Linked DNA regions of Homo sapiens: region 2 is linked to region 1. Evidence: chromatin loops called from intact Hi-C (ENCODE). Cell type or tissue: PC-3. All regions are shown on one strand. Each heading gives the region's core, and the rest is flanking DNA. Links, peaks and the distances in the headings are about the cores only. Region 1 holds the start of HOXA3 (homeobox A3). Region 2 overlaps SKAP2 (src kinase associated phosphoprotein 2).

The links. A loop is a pair of places that touch in the nucleus more often than their neighbours do. Peaks named below come from ENCODE experiments on the same cell type or tissue, not always from the same donor. Only the 100,000 strongest peaks of a DNase experiment are listed, where the experiment ranks them.
Region 2: it touches region 1 in a loop (5-fold over the local background); 57 of 110 quality-filtered maps call a loop at or near these places.

The regions. Positions count from the first base shown.
Region 1 is chr7:27,148,405-27,153,782 of GRCh38, forward strand. HOXA3 (homeobox A3) reads right to left here and starts at 4,179. Exons shown (of 6, transcript NM_153631.3): 1 at 3,884-4,179. It overlaps HOXA7 (homeobox A7), which reads right to left. Exons shown (of 2, transcript NM_006896.4): 2 at 5,312-5,378. It overlaps HOXA-AS3 (HOXA cluster antisense RNA 3), which reads left to right. Exons shown (of 3, transcript NR_038832.1): 2 at 3,171-3,277; 3 at 3,890-5,378. In PC-3, for the core only: CTCF peaks have their summits at 2,557 and 2,759; DNase peaks (open chromatin) are centred at 897, 2,327, 2,627, 2,887 and 2 weaker places; H3K4me3 peaks cover 4,468 bases; H3K27ac peaks cover 4,501 bases.
Region 2 is chr7:26,851,713-26,857,091 of GRCh38, forward strand. SKAP2 (src kinase associated phosphoprotein 2) reads right to left here. Exons shown (of 13, transcript NM_003930.5): 2 at 3,073-3,178; 3 at 2,425-2,450. The region is part of intron 2 of LOC124901606 (a long non-coding RNA gene); the gene reads left to right. Among named protein-coding and RNA genes, the nearest start is that of SKAP2, 10 kb to the right of the region's middle. In PC-3, for the core only: a CTCF peak has its summit at 2,271 (motif pointing right); a DNase peak (open chromatin) is centred at 2,259.

The DNA of each region.
Region 1 (5,378 bases), core at 379-5,378:
GAACTCCCTCATTCTCTCCTTCTCCGCTAGCACCAGGGGCCTGGGCCTTGCAGCCCAGAGCTGAAGGATCACCTCGAGCTGACCAGGACTCAGCCAAACGTAGGTTCTTCCCACCCATTCCCTCCTCCCACATACACATCCTGTTTGAGTCCCAAGGGGCTCAATGGCCCGCGCCTGCCTGGTGTCAAAGCACTCCTTCCAGCTGGGCGTCCCCATCCCACCTTTGAACCCAGGGAATTGAAAGGCCAGAAACCACTGGTTTCAACAAGAAAGGACCGACAGAGCAGTGGCCGTGAGACTGGGCTCCTAAGACAGCCGAGGGACCTGCTCCCCTGCCTAGCGCCTGGGGACTCAGCATCCACTGCGAGAACCGCTCAGAGCTGAGGCAGATAAAAATCCAGATGTGGAATCTCTCTGTCCACATTCCAGAGGCACAGAAGACGCAGAGGCCCTGGCCAAGCTGGGCACAGAGGGCAGCTCTGCAGGGCCCAAGGCCGCGGGATAATTGATGGGCTCGGTTTCCGGGGCGCCCGACAACCGGCACTGTCCTGGGGCCGCCCTCTTTACTGCCCTTCCTGGGACCGCAGGGAGGGCTGCCGCCCCTCAGTCGCTCCGGAACCGGGAATAGTCTCACCGGCTCCAGAAATCCTGAATTGCTTTCACTGCTGTCCCAGGCCTGGCGGTCCCCAGACAGGACATTAAAAGCCTGTCCTGAGCTGCTCACTCTTGCCTGAGAGGTGTGCCTTCGAGATAGTTGACTTTTACAACACATGGATCAATCTCGTTTTGTAAAATGTGATAGCAGCCCAATGGCATTTTTACAACTGTGTTTGTTGGGCTTGTAAAACCCCTTGAATTAGCTTTAAAATCCTCAATTCTGTGGAGGTTGAAGAAAGACTATTTACGTGATTTGGATGGATTTCTGGAGACTGTTTACAAGATCTGTAAAACCCTGGCCAATGCAGGCTCACCCGGTTCAGGACTTAGTGGGGAGGTGGCAATTGGCAGTGTTCCAGTAGGAATCTAGTAATGACTTAGTCTCTTCCTTGCTTTTCAATTTTTTTCCTGAACTCTCCTCCCACAAAGGGAAAAAATTGGGAAAGGACTGGCCTAAGGTCGACCTCCGAAGAGCCCAAGAGGCACTCCTGGAAGGCGGCTGCTAGCCCGGCAACGGGGGCTACCCCTGGAAGCCGGATGCCTGTTCCCCAGTCGATCCGTCCTGGAAAGGGTTTACTTTGCATATAAAGCAGGGCCTCGAATGAGAGGATAGAATTGGGCATTTCCCACACATTACTTCAGGGAAAGAATTCAATAGGTGAAAATGAAAACTCGAGTCAAAAAATTAAAAGGGACTTTTAAAAATAGCTGTTTGAAGAAAAACATGTTTGTGTTATTTTTTTCTTAAACAAAATTATCAGACAACAGTGATTTTAAGCAAGTTATTATTTAAAATGAAAACAACCGTTTGGAGATGACAATCAATGTTTACATTTATGATTTCCTTTTCATTCCGCCATGTCCCACATAGTGGTGGGTCAGTGTCAATTTACTATTATTATTATTTGTCATGCCTTGACCAGGATTCTCGATCTAATTATTGTTCCAGCTAACAAGAGAATTTGATTTCTCAGCTAAGAACCAGAAAACATTATATTTCTAGCTTCTATAGGCACTAAGATGGAAAAACATATATTACATTGGAATCTTTACATGTTAGCCAAGGCTAGTGCATATCATTTCTCCAACCAGATATTCTCTCTCTCTCTCTCTCTCTAGAGAGAGAGGGCTATTCCGGCAAGAATAGGCACCCCAGACCCTCCAAAGGGCCTCTCCTGCGATGGTGAGAATGGCCACCCCAGGGCTCTCTCTCCTCCCTGCCAAAGCCACGCAGAAAGCGACTTACCTTTCAGTTTCTCTCCAAGGGGGGCAGGACGGCGAGCTGGGCCCCACTGTCTGCCCTTGCCCTGGGCTGCCCATTGAACAGCTCCACCTCTGCCAGCCTGGAGGGTGGTCTGGGAGTATGTAGGTGTGGGACCTTGAAGGCCACCTCGGTCCAGCCAGCTCGCTAGCCCAGACCAGAGCCCAAAGCACACAGGTGCGGCCTCTGCCCTTCACAGCCCTCTCCTGGAGCCAAAGCCGTCCTTCTTTGCCATAGCCAATCCTCCTCAGAGCAGCCAGGCCTACAGGCCTCAGGACTACAGGTAGTCTCTCCGATTGCAGAATCCCAAAGCCAGAGTGTTCCCTGAACCAGCGTGCGCCCCCAGAACGCCTTGGGACGCGCAGTTTGGACAGAAGCAGCCATGACGTGCCAGGCGGCCTGTGCAACCAGTCTCCATGGTGCTGGAGTGGGGGTGGGGGAGGACCCGAGTCTATAACGGCGTCCAGCTCCGGTCAGGGGTAGCCGAGGCGGGGAGATTTCCCGGCCATATAGGCTCTGGGTGATCGCCCCCCAGGTCCCCTTGCGTCCCCCTCTACCCTGCTTGCTGGGAAATCTCTGAGGGGCCAGTACAGCAGTCGCGCCAGGCTGCAAGAGGCGGGCTGCAGCTGGCGCCGGTCCCGGCGACGGCCACGGCGTGGCAGCAGCGAGCGCCAGCACGGTCGCAATAAATAATCGGCCCGCGGCAGCCGCAGTCAGGAAGGCGGCGGACCTAGGATGCAAATGCGCCGCTTTATCCGCCCCGAGCGCACGCAGAGCACGGGCTAACGTCCTAAACATCCACAGCCCCTTCCTATTTATCGAATCCATACCAAGATATTGTCTCAAGTTGGGGAAACAACAACCCAAACAAAAAACAAACAAAAAGAACCTCGGACTCTTTTCTTGTCGCTGTCCGAGGAGTTCTCGGGGCAAATCTGGTCTGATGTGCACTTAGGCCGAGCTACAGTTCGAGCCACCGCGCTACGCAAAGCCACCGCCAGCAGCACGCTCTGCGCTTCCTCCCGGGCAGCTCCACCATCCTCTCCCCGCTCGCGGAAGGTGGGGAGTGCGGTCGCCAGTCCGTTGCGCCAAGGTGGATTGGGGGGTCCCCCTATCGCCCAGACTCGGTTTGCGTCCTTCCTTCAACCTTAGCTGCGGGACCCTGCCACGCGCGCTAACAGCATTATGTCCTCTGCACCGAAACTTCCCACCAAGTAACACCCAATTAATCCCATCCTCTCCTCCAACACAGAATTCCACCCACGCACCTATTCCCCCTCCCAGCGCTTCAGACACCTCTCTCATCGAAAAACCGGGCGAAGGGAAGCCGGCAACGAGCGGAGAACTCTGGCTGAATTAGTAAGTTTTTCTGTTTCCCCCTTCTACCTTTCTCTCTGAAACCAATTCCCACGGAGTAGAAAGTGCTGTGCTGATGCTAATAAAATGCCTGTGGATTAATGCACTTTGCCCTCACCTCTTCCCACCTTCCCAGGTCAAGGATGGTCTCCTCTTGTTGGGGAATCCAACAAAACCAAATAGGGCCATGAATGAAAACACAAAAATCCAAACCCAAAGGGCTGGCGGGGAACACAGTGTGCCGGGCCACTTCCTTTTGGGCTTCACGGGGTCGCTAGGGAAGGGGAGAGAGACGACCCAAGGGATGCTGCCCTGTGCCTTGGCGCTGTGCCACGGAGGGCCGAAGGAAGGCGGGCACTTACTGCCAAGGCGAGCCAGGGAGGGGAGAGAAAGGGAGTGGTGTGTGTGTGTGTGTGCGTGCGCGCGTGTGTGCCTGTGTGTGTGACGTGTGTGGGCTGTAGTGTGTGATGGGGGCAAGTGTGAATGGGTGAGTATGGGTAAGGGGGAGTATGCCCCTCTTAAAGCCTCCCTGGGTGCCCTCTCCCACCGCTACCGCCGCCGGCTGTCGCCTCACCACCTTTGCTCCTATCTCCTCCCCACATGTCTCACCTTCAGACGGTGGCTCCCAGAAGCTCCTGCCCCTCTGACAGCTGTCGCTTGGGCAGCCCGAGAGAAGAATTGTCCTCTTTCCTGGTGCCAGAGGACGCAGGAAATTAGCCAGGTTGCGAGTTGCAAAGCTGCTGCCGCGGCGCCGGGAACGGAGCGCGCCCAATCTCCAGCGGGAGCCGCCAGGCCTGGCCTGGCCGGGGCTTCCCTTCGCTCGCCATCTCCGGACAAAGCACAGCCGAGCCCGGCTGGAAGGCAGAGCTCCGAAGCAGGCAGGACGGAGCGGAGCAAAAGAATGCGGCTCTATTCTCGCAAGGGAAATTATAAAAAAGTTCATGTTCACGGTTCTCATCCACATGACCGACAGCGGCCAATGGAAGGGCCGAACAACTCATAAAGTTGTATTGCAAAGTTGTAAATTTTCATAAACAACAACGGATTTATGACCCTTTCCCCATCACTGAGAGGAGGCAGCTCTTACACCGGCGCCATCTTACCACCGAGGCCGCCCCGACTTGGGGCCTCAGGTTTTACAGACCCTTTTGGGCCAGGTTTTACTAAAAGAGCCATAAGAAGCGGGCCCAGCCCAGGCAGGAGACTGGAGACGAGGTCTTGCAGGCGGAACTCAGGATGCTCTGAGCTGCCCGCACAACCCCTGGACCTTCACCCCTCGCCCCTTCCCCGCATCCAGCTGCCCCAGCCCCTGCCCAGGCTGCGTAGCCTAGCGGGGGTCTGCGGTCCTAGCCCCTCCCCGCGCCACCTACTGCAGTGCCGGACCCTGGGGCCCCCTCGCCTGGTCTGCAGGCGGGGTGGGGACCTTAAATCCCATTTCCTAGCCTGGGGCTGGGTTCAGGGCGCATGCGAATCCGGAATCAGCTCTGGGTAATGCCCCTTTCCAAGCCCACTGCTCAGCCTTAGAGGAAAGTGTGGATTTGAAATTTCCTCATGGAATTGATGGAGGTTTTTAGGTAGATTCATAGAATATAACGTATCTACCAAAGATTCCGTTTTCAAGGGATCTAGAAGATGTTAGTGCACACGCAAAAACCAGACAAACGTCTCTACACGGATAAAGGCACATATACAATTATGCACACAGGGAAGGGCATACACTCTATTGTGGGCACAGAATGACATGCAATTATGGACACACAAAAACACATGCACCCAATTATGGACACCAAAATATATACAATTGTGGAATTAGGTAAAAACACACACACAGAAATACATACACAGAAAAATAAGCACATACTCATACAAATACACACATAAAAATACATTAAAAAGATACATGACACCAATACATGGGTACCCAACACTTGGACCATCACAAGGACAGCCACCCCACTTTTGCTTCCCCACTGCCCCCTGCCCTCCAGCCATACTCACCTCCCCTTTCCCAGTCCCCTCTGGATAAGGCAGTCCACATTTTTCTTTGTCACCACGCATCTTTATTTTCGGTTACATAAAACACAGCTGGGCTGGGAAGTGTGCC
Region 2 (5,379 bases), core at 213-5,212, 300 kb before region 1:
AATAATTAAAAAAAAAAAAAAAAGAAATACCTCAAACTGTAAAATCTGTATTGTTAAATCTCAGGATGGGAGATTATCTAGAGTAGAAGGGAAGGATTTGTGAGGGAAGTAAGGAAGGATGATACACATCTGTGTGCCTTAGAGAAATTAATAACCGACTTATTAGATATGAATAAATCTGAATTAACTCTTTTTATTTAAGAACTCTCTACCTGGTCCTTTTTACCCCCCCAATAGTGACATCAAAATGATACTTAACTGTCATTTAAAATACATATATGCATATATGTAAATAAAATAAGGGTGTAAAGGTAGAAAGGAGGAAAAAGGTTATGTTCACAATGTGACCCTACATTGACTAGAGAGAGAGACAAGAGGGAAGAGAAAGGACGGGAAAGCAGCCAAAAGGACTTCTGCCCAGACCTTCTTGGATAAAGATAATCCAAAACCTCAAAGGGAAAATGTAAGGTGGAGAAAAGGCAGCACCACCAAAACGTACTTAGAATTGAATTTACTCAATGTAGAGACCTGAAAATAAATTCCTATTTTTAAAAAAGATGTACTATATATTGAATAATTACTTTGCAACTATTAGGTCTGTACCCTTTACTATGCCTAACAAAGTACAGGAATAGTCTTTTTAGAACAAAGCTGAATATACTTTGAGTACACAATGGCATAAAAGTACTCAGCTCATATTTCTCCAAGGTATACATCTAATTCATCTACAGGCTTACTTCTGAACAGGCACTCTTTGTGATTAGTTAACTCAATACAGCAGTATTGAACTACAAATGACTTATTCAGAGGAAAATGATTATGAGCAATCTCTAAATTCTATGCTATTTGAACTCCATTTTATGCTCATTTTTCAATTTCTATCAAATACCATATAAATTTCCATTCTCTTTAGAGACAAAGAATGTATCTCAGTAATGTAATTTTAATATCCACACACCTGAACGAATTCTAAAACAAAATACCAAAGGGAAAGCTTCCCAACTATTACTGATCCATATGCAATTACACAATTACTTCATATCATGCTTTTTTAGCTTAAAAATTTTAAATGTACAAATAATTAAGCCACAAAGCACAATGCAAGTTCGATAATCACTGGAAATAATATGCCTTTTAAGAGAGGCAGAATCTGATATCTAATATTCTTCCATAAAGTATACTACATAATAAAAGTTATCGTAATTAAAATGCATAAATTCATTTATACATTCGTCTAAACAAAATGTAGCATAATTAAACCCATAGTTTAGGATTTCTTGTAGAGCACAAAAAAAACTGGGTACTTACAGGGAATAGTTTCCTGCTCATTTCTTTATTTAAGTGTTAAAAATCTTAATATGAAAAAAAAATCTCTTCTCATTCCCTTCAATCATACCAATCTTGATGATCTAATGGGAAAATAAACTGTGACTTCCTTTTAATTGATTTTAGGTTTGTCTGGTTAAGTTCTTTGTTTATTGAAACTGTTACCACCTTCTCACTTACCAGTTGGCACAAATATGATTTACTCTGGGATCTGCTAGCTTCAGTTAGAAGATGCCATACTGTGTGTCTTCCTCAAACCCAGAACCTAGCTCCATGGAGGTTAACTAACCTCATATTGTAACCCTCACACCAGCATCCACAAGCTGTACATCATAACCTATGAATAAGTATCATGGAAGTAAGGGCCACACCCAGTTTCCCCTAAAGAATTGAATATATAAAGTAGTAGGAAGTTCCTATACCTTTCCTGATCTGGTTTTCAGTCTGCTAAGCAGCTGTCTCTCAAATCTAGAGGGAGACAATCAGGTTATCAGCATTCTCACATATTTCAAAAAAAAATGAAACTGAATTCCCTTCTTTAAAAAATGTCTATGGCCCCTATGTATTCATATCAAAATAACCACAAGGAAAATAAAAACTTTCACTTGAAAAAGATTTTATTGTTTGTTCTCAAACAAAAATTTACACTGTTTTCAAAATATCCTTCAAAAACATTACCTGTGAGCACTCAGCCACAGGACCTTCTCCCACCACCACTATAAAATAATCTCTGCAGTGTTAAATGGCAGTGGGTTAGTATCTCACCTCTGCTTCACCAAGTTATTCCACGTGTAATTGCACGTTTTTACCTTTCCTAACAAATTTCTGCCACAATGTACTCTAAGAAACACAAAACCTAAGAATGTTAAATGCCTAAGATTTCCGCATCAGAAGACTGTGCAGAGTAAATTCTGGATATACTTTTTAATTTTCTTCTCAGCAGGGGGAGCTAGCACTCTCATCTTGAAGGTCTAAGTACACATTACGGAAATCTAAATTTTAATTCCAACTATCAAATTTCAGTATGTGTTAGATTATCCTATTGAAAATTTCCACAGAGGAAAAAAATTTTCAAGTTTGCCAAACATGAAAACTTACCTTTGTCTTGAAATTCCTGAAGATAGCTACAAAACAAAGAACATATTTTTAAATGAGGTTGAAAAATCAAAACAAGGTCTAATCAGTAACAATAATTAAAATCCAAAATCTATATTAAAAATACACACCTAGATATACATTAGAAAAAAACTAATTCCTGTCCTGAAATGACAATTCCAAAATGCTTAAAAATTTTAAATAAAATAATTTTTAAGGATCTAAGTACAGTAGTAAAATGAGGATATATCTTTAATACTTATGACATGTAAATATATTACATTTATTCATTTAAAGTAGTAACAAAAGAATTCTCTTTCTTCAGTGTCAGGTATTTTCTGTATATTAAAGTCCTCAATCCACCTTTGTCTTATCATTTAAACCAAATATACCCTCAGATAATCAAAATAAACAGCTGAACTCTGCTAGAATGCTCAGAAAAATACATAATCAAGAAGGGTACTATGATAAGCATATCTGTGTTTAAAAACTATATAGTGGAAATATATTTTTTGCCCTTCAAAAATACTTAACATCAGTTAAACTGGAACATGAAAAATTTAACTCCATAATAATCGATTTCTTATTAAAATGTTAGTTACAAAACTGCTTCTATGTAAGAAATCAGTAAACAAAAGGTAAGTGACTTACATAGACTTTACATCTTTTATCTTCTTAATAAGGGATTCTCTCTTTTCCTTTGCTTTCTTGGATAAATTTTCTCCTTTCAGTATATCTGCTACAAATGTTTCAACATCTAAACCATGCAATATAAGAAACAGGATACAAATTATAAGAAATAAAGGTTTTGTGAAGATAAATAGGACAATGATTGTTTCTACATATAAGTGTTAATACCTGTACAATTTGTTATAGTTATTTATCATTCCAAAGCATAACAGTTGAAGTGTGTTTCAAATACTAAGTTGAACAAATCTGATCACCACTTAGCTAATAAAATTTGTAAGTTCTACTTATGCTTACCACAGCAAATACTATTTGGATGTTTGGCATCATTAAACAAGGAAGAAGCACACACCAAGTTTTAATAAACTATGGTGCCCCATAAAACAAATTCTTTATATGGAAGCAAGCACCAAGCTTTTAAGCATGTGTTAATATCATTTTCTAGTATTTTGTAAGTTCCTGTGTGAAAATGTCATTCATATTATTATGTCAATACAAGCTAATGTCTCTGGCAAGGGTCTGTTTTCCCTAGTATAATCAATTTTCAGGTATATCCAACATGTAATGCTTTAAAGGAAAAAGTAAATCCACTTTTCTAGCCAAGATTCCCAAATCAAGCCCTCCTTCTTCCTACCTACACACTCATTCTGACTACCCTCAAATAAAAAAGATAACCAGCTGTGTAGTTTTGTGAGCTCTTGCTTCTTGCCTTGGTATTACCACCTGAAATATTTCTTAAGGAAGAAGTACAAACATAAGTTCTTCCACTATATAAAAATATAGTCACCAAGAAACAAGATTTCTGTGGCTTCATGTAACATTCCCTCATAGCCTCTTTTTTTAATTTTAGTAAACTTCTAAATTACGGTGCTGTCTGGGTCTCTCTAGTGTAAAATTCCAACAAGTCCTTACAGGTTTAATTTTTATACTAGTTCCATTCTTATTATTCATGAAATACTGTGCAATTTTAATTTTATTTTCAGAATTTCACACCTCATTTTGAAATATCTAATATGGAGGATATCATTAAAGATGTTTAAGTAGGCATGGCTATAAATCATTGATTATTTCATATGGAAGGGATTTGTGTTTTACTTTCTTTTTCCTTAACTACTTTGTATAGCATCAAAACAATATTACGTATAAATAGTTCAAAGTAGTATAATAATCTAATAATCTTTCAACTGTACTTACAATTAACCATTTAAAACCTAGTATATGTGATAGAATGTTTGTAATTCTTGATTACAAAAGTATCTTGATCCAATGAGGAAAGCCAATTAAACTTTTATACATTCATAATAAATGTGTACAGGTAATTTTTCACTAAGTCAATATGACAAGTAAAATAATTAAGAATACTGTAATAATTTAAAAAAAATAGCTTATGGTTTGAAGTCTATTAACGACTAATGTGTTAAAAATTTAAGTATCAAAATGAAATGAAAGCAAATGTCACAGCTTCTCTTTCCTTGAGTTATATTAACAACTGATGTATTAAAAAATAAGTATCAAAATGAAATGAAAGCAAATGTCACAGCTTCCCTTTCCTTGAGTTATATTAACAACTAATGTGTTAAAAAAAAGTATGAAAATGAAATGAAAGCAAATGTCACAGCTTCTCTTTCTTTGAGTTATATTTTGATGTGGGGGACATAGAGACATAATCTAGTACCAGTGCAAATTAGACACAGACTTCTAAAGTGAATTCAAAATAACAAAACTTATGAAGAAGCATGTTGCTCTAAAAGCTTTAAATTTTGTGCCCAGAACAGCAAGCAACCTTTGGATATTTCGATATTAGCTGAAATGGAAAAGATCACTGGCTCCCCTGAGATCATTACAGTAACTTTTGCAAGAAAGTGGAATAAGGGAAGAAGCAACATCCCTACTGCTGATTCGTCTTCCAACCAGACTCAATAGGAAGAATCACTGGCCCAATGACTGGGGAATAGTCTGCTTAATGTTATTTTCACTCAATGTTTGCCTTTGATTTCCTCTTCCATGAGTATTTAATTGCCTATTTTATATTTTCATTATACAATCCAAGTTTAAACAAACAATCTATTTTCTATCACTGGAAGTAATAACAATGAATTGCCCCCAAGAGTTTTTTTCTTTAAAAGGTCATTTCAGTTTTATAAAAATTCAGAAAAAAAAAAAAAAGGCTGCAATAAACACTCTACATAGTGCCCTCTAACGCCCCCAAACATGTTTTTAAAATACTGATCCATGTTACTATTTTATGACAAAGTTTTTTTTGAAAGAGTG